2 separate regions of the Homo sapiens genome follow, and region 2 is linked to region 1. A link is a loop called in an ENCODE intact Hi-C map of the cell type or tissue named here. Cell type or tissue: MCF 10A. All regions are shown on one strand. Links, peaks and the distances in the headings refer to the core of each region. The heading gives the core; the rest is flanking DNA. Region 1 has its middle 220 kb from the start of LINC02485. Region 2 has its middle 170 kb from the start of PABPC4L.

Region 1 (5,395 bases), core at 266-5,265:
AGCAGTGTGTAGAGGGAAATTTATAGCACTAAATGCCCACAGGAGAAAGCAGGAAAGATCTAAAATTGACACTTTAACATCACAAATAAAAGAACTAGAGAAGCAAGAGCAAATAATCTCAAAAGCTAAGAGAAGGCAATTAGCTAATAATTCCAAATTTCTTCTTAAAAATCATATCTTAAAATAATGATGCTTGCAAAGTATTATTAAAATATCTTAGGAAAATCTAAACAGCATTAAATGAAACAAACATGTCCACTGAAAAGAATATACTGCAGTCACACTAAGTGTATTAGGGATATCCAGAGAAAAAGAACCAATAGGAGACGATAGATAGATGGATAGATAGTTAGATAGATAGATGATAGCTGGTAGATAGAGAGATATATTTAAGGAGGTTTTTAATGGAAAATGGCTCACATGGTTATGGAAGCCAAGAAGTGTCATGATGTGCCATGAGCACAACTGAAGAACCAGAAAAGCCAGTGATGTAGCTGGAAGACCTGAGGATTAGGGGCTTGGGTTGTGAATCCTGGTTTCATTCCAAATGCCCAAGAACCAAGGGCACCTATGGTTGAGAGCCAAGAAAAATGGATGTCTCAGCTCAAACAGAGAGAGTAGTAAATTGGTCATTCGTCTGTCTTTTTTTTTTCTTTTTTGTGTTTGAGCCCTCAAAGGATGGGATAAAGCCCACCCACAATAGTGAGGGATCTTTTTTACTTGATCTACTGATTCAATTGCTAATCTCCTATAGAAACACCTTGACAGAAAGATCCAGAAAAAAAACTGTCAGCTATCTGGGCATCCCTTAACCCAGTCAAGTTGATTTATAAAAATTAACCATCATGCCATGGAAGAAGGATAAGCCCATCAACCCAAATTTGATTTGGATGTCAAGACAGATGATGACACACAGCACCAAGAGGATATGAAGATGACTTTTATTCATGTAATGGTGCTATCTGTGGAAAGCAGAGAAAGCTCCCAAGCAGGTTCAAACATGGCTTGGGAGACAAAGTGAGAGTAAGTGAGATTTTATGGTGATTTTGGATAGAGATGGGAGCTTACACGATTTCCATGATTTGTACTTCCCACCTATGCCAAATGAGGGAGCACCTGGGCTTTCTTATTGACTAGCCCAGGAATGGAGCAAGAGGGAAAGAAGGAGGGATGGGGCTTGAAATCTGTCAGAAAACATAAAAAGTGGAGCCTGCTGATTTATTACAAAAAAAAATTGCACTGTTAACATATAATATATGAAAATAAGATTAAAACTAAAGTTTGATGGATATTTTAGACATAATCTGCAATGCTTTATCACTTCTTAAATATGCATGTTATTCTTTTTGGAATACTTAACTCAGAATGTAAGTGGGTTTTTTTAAAAAAATTAACATATTTTTCTCCTCTAGTGTAACCTTGGGTATAAAATACACTTTCATTATTAACTATAACTTACTCTGCTTGTAGTTTGCAAAAGGGATGGTGAACTATAGTAACAGAAAGGTATCAGATTTTTTTTGAAGGTGGTGGGGTATAAAATACACTGTCATTATTAACTATAACGTACTCTGCTTGTAATTTGCAAAAGCGATGGTGTACTATAGTAACAGAAAAATAACAGATTTTTTTTGAGGTAAGTTAGGTACATGTTTTCATATGTATTCTGGGGGAGTCAGAAGAATGGCCACTATGCTCTTTAAAGGATACTCTTCTCTCACAAAATATGCTGCTACATTAAGAGAGAACAAACCTTACCCTCTGGAGAGTCCACTTAAATTTTAAGTTGCAGCCTATAAAATGTTTGTCCCTCTAAGGATGCCTCCTTTGCTAATAATTTTTAGAGTTTTTTCTTTTTGCTTATCATTATTAACGTCATGGTCACTGATACATTTTTAATGCATGCCCTAAAAAAGGACTATAATGTTTTCAATAGAGGAATGTTACGTTGCCCCCTCCCTTCTGAACACAATTCTTATTTTTTCTGAAACTCTCGAAGGCAAACTGTGAGTCTGTAAGTGGGGCACAGCATTAAAAGCTGAAATGATGGGGTACTATTTAATGCTCATTTTCCTTTTCTTGGATTGTATAGGGCTTTGCTATGGCTAGACATATCTATCTACAAGTATAGACTGACATTGAAGGACCACTGATAAAATAAACTAGCACTTGCAGATCCATCCAATGTCTGAATGACTTGTTAAAATTATCTTGCTTTCCTGACTTTGGTTTCTGATGCTTGAAAACCACGTGCAGTAACTTTCATGCTTACTCAATATGCATGTTGCTGCCACCTTATTATTTCTAAAACTATGAAGTGCAAAATCCTTATGAGATTAAAGCCCCTTGCATGGGTCATTGCCACACCTACACCTGGTCTCTGCTCCTCACTCCTCTCAAAGCTTGTCCTGCTTCAAACAGTTCCCTAGCTACTCTGCCCAAGGGATAGAGAAATGGCTTTCTTTTTTCTCTGCTCTTTGCTGCCCTCACCTGACTGAGACTGTCCTATTAAACATTTTTGAAAAGAGTATGGTTGGGTCAAGGCGTATATGTCCTAAAAACTTTAAACTTCCTTTATTTTTAATAATTACAGAGAGAAACAGACATAGAATAAGAAAAGGCAGAAAAACATAAATAAATACTAAACATAAATTACCACTATAAGATGCTGATCAAATCATATCTAAGAGAATAACTCTGCCCTGTTTAGTGCTGATCCTGAGACCTTGGTTTTGTAATTTCAAAAATTGTGCCCATAGGATTTGTTACTTTCAAGTATATTTTGGTGCATGTTGTTCTGCGTTGTCTTTATTGGTGTTTTGGAAGTTCAGTTAATTATTTTAAATAGTTCATCTTGTGAAAAGGAAAAAAAAACTAATAATCTCAATACCCAAAGATGATATTTATTTACATTTTTCATGGTATTCCCTTTAGTCATAAACATACAAATATTTACATACATATATATAACATGACATCTAAAATATGAAATTATATTAAAATGCCATATATTACATATAAAACGATATGCACATGCATATCTGTATGTTATAATGTTACATATTTCAAAAATGAGGAGACTTTGAAATTATATTTTCAACATTGTGTCTGTGTTCAGGCCATTTTTATGTTGCACATGTTTAGATTCAAATCATCAATTATTCAAACTTGCACAGAAATGCATGACTTAATCTAGATAGCTAGAATTTCACAGTCTTGTTTTATCTACACTGAATGTTACAGACACATAGGTTGGGGAATTACTAGAATCTGAATATCACATATCTTTCTTAATTAAAAGACTTGCTATTTCTCTGAAGGAGAATGGAAACAATATGGGTCCTAGTAGATCTCCATAGAAGAGTGCCAATTAGCCCTTTGACAAAGTTGCTAGGTGCTTCCATGACTAATTTCCATAACTGTTTGAGTGCAGATGAAAATAGTTCTAATATGGCTCAATAGTTGAATATTACAGTTATAAATTCATATAAAACATATTTCATAATATAAACATGGTTAACATTTTGTAATTTTTTTGTACTCAAAAAAGTATAAGTCATCATTTTACTTTCATTAAGTCCCTATTATATTTGAACCGGAACGTGAAAAATACCCACTTTTAAACTAGTCTAAGATAAAAATGAACACCGGAGTCTTTTGTGCTTTTTAATTTTACAGGGAGATTCTGCGCCATAATTTATCCATCTTATTTCCACACAGATCATGGCTTTATACCACTTGTTTCAACAAAATGTGTCTGGAGTTCACAGTGTTGGCAAATGCACCCATTCAGGTGGTTGTGTTACCCAAGTGTAAAATCCTCAGTCTGTGTAAAATAAGAAAACACATTATGACATATTTTACTGCCCAGGATTAGTCTGAAGGTGCCAATGTGTTATTAGCCGAGAATGATGCATGCCAAAAACGACAAAAGTCCAATTGTCAAGGCAAGCACCTGCATCTGTTCACCTGAAGCAATGATTCCTACCTCTCCAATTATTCACAGAAACTTGACTAAGTTCCACTTTACACACTGAAAACTATCCCTGGCCTCCATCTCTCCCCTTGAGCAGACAGTGCCTAGTATGGCACAGGTACCTTAAATTTAACCCAAATGACACTAAATGTCTGCTTTTCCGGTCATACATGATTTAAGGAGGGTGAGAGATCTGATGAGAAAGAAGCAAAACCAGAAAACGTCATTAACTTTTTGCAAAATCCTCCAGGCTTCAATTGGTTCCCAATTTGTTCTCTATTATAAAAAGGTAAAATCTTAAAATGAAACAACAGAAAAAACAAGCATGACTTGCATTGACTACAAGTTAGTGCCTTGATCGTCTCTCCTCTCCATCCGCAATCTGTCCAGCAAAAAAAAAGTAGAGATGGACACAAAGCAGCCTGAGATATGATTGCAATTGTAATTTTTCTGCCTATATCTGCAAAGATTGTCAATTCTTTTAGGACTCAATAGCCACCTTTGGCATGGTAATGTGTACTAATTCATGCTGTTTTAATAGAGAAAGAATACTTCTCTACTAAGGCATTTTTTAATCTACAGCTTAGGACAATTCCATTCCACTTCAATGGAGGAGAGGAATACTTAAAATATAACTCCCTGTTCAAGGAGAAGATATGTGAGGAAAACTTCTTGCTCTCAATTTATTTTTTTAAAACTTTCTAACAAATTTTCAATTAATCTGGTCACCAAGCAACTGATTATATACACCTTCATTAGGAAACTGTTATTCAGAGATAAAGTGGTTTTGTTAATGTTATACAATTTGATAGTAGTCTAGATAGCTCCACCACCCAACTTATCGACATTAGCCCTGCTCTCTTTAGTACAACATGCATCTTACAAGCAAGAGAATGTCTGCTTCATATAAGTAAACTATCTTTAAATATCTGTTACTTATATACACTTTAAAGTTACTAGTTTTATCTAAGGTGAAGCACATACATCTTGCTGAAGGTCTTTTTAACAGATTTATTAGTTTCATATTAATGATTCATTAATTTGTGAACTATAGATTTAAAACATTACCATCAAAGCTAAAAGGAAAAATATATAAACATAATGATAAAAAATTAACATTAAAAATGGATGAAAGATAGATTTATAATACATTAATAAACTATTTTTAAATACAAAAATGAAATTAGTATTAAATGCTCCAGGAAAAGGTAACTGATGTTTTCCAGTCAGTTTAAAAAATGTTATCATATCTCCTAAAATTCTTTCTTTTAGCATTTGAAGTAATGTTTTAAAAAATGCTTAATCCAACTCTCTATATCTGTCAATTAGCATGGAAATTAAAGAACAAAGAGGAGTTCTTAGATCATAACAGTCACCAATTGATTCTCTTTCAAACTGAGAAAAAATATGTTCTCAGTA
Region 2 (5,395 bases), core at 87-5,086, 880 kb before region 1:
GGCAACAGAGCGAGAATTCATCTCAAAAAAAAAAAAAAAAAAAAAAAAAGAGTGCTGTGCTGGGGTTACAAGTGTGAGCCACTATGACAGGCCTACACTAGCTTTTGAATATTTCTTCTTCTATTGGAAAATTTACTCCAAGAAGGGTAGAATATACCTATTTTTGCTCATTGCTAGAGCACCAGCTCTTAAACCAGGAGCTGTGTATAAGTGCCAGTGAATAGTTTATCTAATACATTGAACTGAATTGAATCTATGACTGTAAATAAGAGCATGAGCAAAATTATTTTCAGTAATATGCATACAAGGATTATATTTCACATATTTATTTTCTTAAGGAAAGTATTAAATTCTCATTTTATCATGCACCCCACAACTAAATAAATGTTTTAAAACATTTTATATATAGGTAAATTTTCTGAATTTTCAGTGGGAAATCTCTTTTTAAATAATTTTAACTGATTAGGAATACAAATTTAATGTAGTAATCTGTTTCTAAATATTATTACATTATGCTAACTATAAGACTGAAGTTTTGTCAATGATAAGAGAAAATATTTTTAGTAATTTATTTTTCATTCTAACATAATTTTTTTACCAGCATTTGAAGGAAAATTAAGGTAGGGCATGGTATTTCAGAACCAAGGAAGGGAGATATTTTAAACCACAGTTGTATACAATTAAAAGTAATACATTTTTCCACTATTTTATTTCCATGTTTAACAGCTTATAATGCCAATGGCAATATTTTAAAAGATTAAAGCTTTTATTTTTCCCCTTTTAATGTAGAAAGAACAGATCTTTTGTTTTGATTGTCTGTCACCCTGGTGTTTGAGTTTATAATTGGCACTTGTAAATGATCAGTAAATACTAGTCTCTTATTTAAAAAAGGGTGAGTGAGTGAAGTTAATACAAGAATAGCTGAAATATTTAATGTATATATTCAAATAATTTTTGCGATTTTTTTTTTTTTTAGACAAACTCTGGCTTTATCACCAGGCTGGAGTGCAGTGGCACAATCTCGGCTCGCTGCAACATCCGCCTCCTGGGTTCAAGTGATTCTCCTCCCTCAGCCTCCCGAGTAGCTGGGACTACAGGTGCACACCACCACATCCAGCTAATTTTTGTATTTTTTTTAGTAGAGATGGGGTTTCACCATATTGGCCAGGAATTTTTGCAATTTCTGCTTATACATCCCTGTCACCTAGAATTATTTCAAAATATAAAAATGTAGTAGTTAATATGCAAGTCTGATTCAACAAATGAACTAAAACTGCCATATCCTTGTGTATTCCCTCTCTGAATTAGGGGTAGCCCTATGTTATGGGTTGAATTGTGTCCCCCCCCAAAATTCATATATTGACGTCGTAACCCCAAACATCTCAGAATGTATCTTTATTTGGAGATAGGGTCTTTATAGAGATAATGAAGTTAAAGTGAGGTCATTAGCGTGAGCTCCAGTCCAATCTTACTGGTGTTCTATAAAAAGGAAAAATTAGACCTAGACAAACATACAGGGAAATTTTCTTGAGAAGATGAAAACAGAGGTCTACGAGCCAAAGAATGCCAAAGATTGCCAGACAAACATCAGAAGCTAGGGAAAAGTCACAGAATGGATTCTTCCTCATGGCTCTGAATCTAGGAACTGGCTGTCTTCATACCTTGATCTAGAATTCCCAGCCTGCAGAGGGAAAAAAAAAATTTACGTTTTCTAAGCCACTAAGTTTGTGGTACTTTGTTACAATCGCACTAGAAAACTAATATACCCTGTTACTTGTGCTTTTGTTTGTTTTAAATTATTTATGTACTTATTTATTTGATGATTAGCCTTTGACAAATAGAATGTTGCAGAAACAATACTGCATTACTTCTCTGAGTAGATTATAAGCACCCATGCAGCTTCTGCCTGGATCTTTGGAATGCTCTTTTTTTGTGGAAAAGCCAGCTGACATGTAAGAAGTCTAATTAACCTGAGATTGCAATCCTGTGATGGCAGGATGGCAGGATGGCAGGATGGGCCAAACCAGTCACTGGGAGTGGTCACAGGGAGAGAGACAGAGAGAGAGTCTTGAAATTCCAGCCAACCCAGCTATTCCAAACCAGGTGTCAGACATATAAGTAAAGAAGCCACGTTGTTTTTAAGGATGATCAGTATTCCATTGTGTATATATACTACATTTGCTTTATCTATTCATTTTTTGTTGGACATTAGGCTAATTTCATATCTTCGCTACTGTTAATAGTGCTACAATAAATATGAGACAGCAGAAATCTCTTCGACAAACTGATTTCCAATCTTTTGGGTAAATACCCAGAAATAATATTGCTGGATCATATAGTAATTGTATTTTTTATTTTTTGAGAAATCTGCATATTGTTTTCTATGGTGACTATACTCAAATATTTGAGATGATGGATATGTTAATAGTTTGATTTAATTATTTCACATTGGATCATAAATTACAACATCACATTGTACTCCATAAGTTTATACAATTACAAATTGTCAATTTACAATCTTTAGAAAGCCACATTGAATGTCCTCTTCAGTTGAATCTTCAGGTAACTCTAGGTCCATTTGCCAAATGATGGCTGCTGTCTGAGACACCTAAAGTGAGAACAATTTACACAAGCTAAGCCAACCCACGGAGACATGAGATATCATAATAAATTGTTCTAAGTTACTAAGTTTTTGAGAGATTTGTTAGGCAGCATTAGATAGCTGGGACACTAATTTCTGTAGTTAGGTTGGTGTAGATGGGTGTTTCTCAAAGTGCTGTCACCAGACCAGCAGCATCAGCATCATTGGGAACTTGTTAGAAATGCAAATTCTTGGACTCCAGCCCAGAAACTCTGAATCAGAAACTCTAGAGATAGGACTCCACTGTTTGTTGTTTAACAAGCCTACCAGGTGATTCTGACTCACATTATAGTTTCAGAACAACTTTAAATTCTTTCTTAATGAAATCTTTACACTTTTGGTTGATGGAGACCAAATACAGGCAAAAAGATCGACCTTATCATAGCTTAAGAAGTGCTGTAACATCTGTGCACTGCCAGCGTTTCATCCTCTCCTCATGCTAAGCCTCCTCAGCTCTTCATTTTCTATGTGCTCTGCTCTCTCCAAAAGTCCATGGGCTTCCTGAATTTCTTTTCCTTTTTTTTTTTTTGATATTTTTGTCAGCTTTTCCCAGTAACCTATATGTCTTGCTAAGCTTCACTTTTTCATGGGAATCCTAGCTGACTTCTTGACTAGGTCAACTTCACTGTTAATAGGCCTTTAGTGCACTATGTACCTTTTCTTCAGATTGCTTGTCACAGTTGAATGTGCACACATTTGTGCAATCATTTAGAAGTGTGCTTCCTCCCATGATAAACTGTAAACTCACCAAAGCAGAACAATGTTAGCATGAGAATGAGCAAGATAAAAAATTAGCAAACTGATTTCTCACTAAGGAAGTAATAATAATAATATTTATGCAAACTCTCATTAGCACTCCTGTGCAGACCATGTACATTTGGTGAATTATCTCATTTAAAACAGCTTGTAAATTACAGTGATAAGGTCAGATCCTCAAGTTCTAGTTTAAAGAAAAAATTATTTTTGTCACTATTTCAAGCATATCATACTTTTTCCAAAACCAGTGAAGCCTGTTGAAACATAGTGTGTATTTTGACTTTTAAAGTTGAAATTTTTTCTATTACCAAGTAACAGTATTTTTAAAAGAAGGATACTTTGGAAGGCTTTTTATGTAGTAATAGCTTTGTTGGCTTATGTTCTTTGTATAACATATTTTTATAAGTATATTCAGATATAATAATTAAACAGCAAATGTATGAGCAACACTTCTTTTAAGGGATTGTTTTCAATATATTTAACAACCAGCATGCTATAGATAATGAGAAATCAAAGTGGCCATCTGCTACCATGTTCCAGCAGGATCCGGGAGGACGACCTTTACTGTACTAGGCCTGAATTCTTTCTTCTCACATTATGGTTCCAAGAAGGTCTGGGAAGATGCAAAGGAGGGGCCAAGGTGACCTTTGTGCTTGGGAGGGGTGAGCATCAAACAATGGCATTATCTGTTCACACCAACTACTGGAAACCCCTAAGCCTGGTTTTGTGAAATTTAGGGTGAGCTAAGTAGGACATATTTCCTGCCATGAAAAAATGTTATATTCTAGCAGGATATATGAAAATTATACAAACAGAAAAAAATAATTTTTAAAAGTGGCAAGAAGTAATAATAGGTTTGATTAGTAAACATTGCTGTTTGCTTAGCTAGATATACAGAATAGGGTAAACTTTTAAAAATATTTAATAATATAAAATTCATTATTTTCAGTTATTTCATCTTAGTTTAAATTAGTTAGATTATTAAATTATTTTCTTTAGCTTAATTTAGAATTTTAATTGTTACTTATGATTTATATTTTAATTCTGGACATTTATATATATAACATATATATGAAATGTATTTTTTTTAATTTTGAAATACAAATAAAAAGGAGGTGATATGGCTGTGTTCCCACTCAAATTTCATCTTGAATTGTAGTTCCAATAATCCCCACATATTGTGGGAGAGACCGGGTGAAAGGTAATTGAATCATGGGGACAGTTGACCCCATGCTGCTGTTCTCATGTTGGTGAGTGAGTTCTCATGAGATCTGATGGTTTTATAAGGAGATTTTTCCCCTTTGGCTCAACTCTTTCCCTTGCTGCCACCATGTGAAGAAAGATGTGTTAGCTTCCCCTTCTGCCATGATTTTAAGTTTTCTGAGGCCTCCCCAACCCTGTGAAACTGAGAGTGGATTAAACTTCCTTTCCTTATAAATTCCCCAGTCTTGGATATGGCCTTAAGGCAGCACGAGAAAGGATTAATACAATAAATTGGTACTGGGTGGGGTGCTGCTGTAAAGATACCCGAAAATGTGGGAGCGACTTTGGAACTGGGTAACAGGCAGAGGCTGGAACAGTTAGGAGGCCTCAGAAAAAGATAGAAAAATGTGGGAAAGTTTGGAACTTCCTAGAGACTTGTTGAATGGCTTTGACAAAAATACTTATTTTTTTCTAAAAGCTTCAAAGTTTTAATTTTGGCACTTAATTCCTTAATTCGTCTTGAATTGATTTGGCTTTATTTTGTCAGTTTGTGACCCATTTTAATTTTTCTCTACATAGATACACTGTCTTACAGAAGAAATCACATATCAATCCACCTCTTCTGCAATGAGCTATAAAAACCAGGTCTAATATTTATGTTTTTGACATATGCACAGATCAGTATTTCCTGTTGTTCTACTCTGTGTATTTATTCTTTAAACAATACATCACTGTTTTAATTCTACAGTTTTCTAATAATTCTTGACATTTTGCTGGACAAATCTGTGGTAATGA

What was found. Peaks named below come from ENCODE experiments on the same cell type or tissue, not always from the same donor. Only the 100,000 strongest peaks of a DNase experiment are listed, where the experiment ranks them.
Region 2: a loop joins it to region 1, with 5 times the contacts of the local background. A loop is called at or near these places in 2 of 110 quality-filtered maps.

The regions. Positions count from the first base shown.
Region 1 is chr4:134,904,143-134,909,537 of GRCh38, forward strand. No RefSeq gene overlaps it. Among named protein-coding and RNA genes, the nearest start is that of LINC02485, 220 kb to the right of the region's middle. In MCF 10A, for the core only: CTCF peaks have their summits at 2,487 and 2,686; no DNase peak of the experiment used is centred there.
Region 2 is chr4:134,025,282-134,030,676 of GRCh38, forward strand. It overlaps a transcript of PABPC4L not described here. Among named protein-coding and RNA genes, the nearest start is that of PABPC4L, 170 kb to the right of the region's middle. In MCF 10A, for the core only: no CTCF peak of the experiment used is centred there; a DNase peak (open chromatin) is centred at 2,850.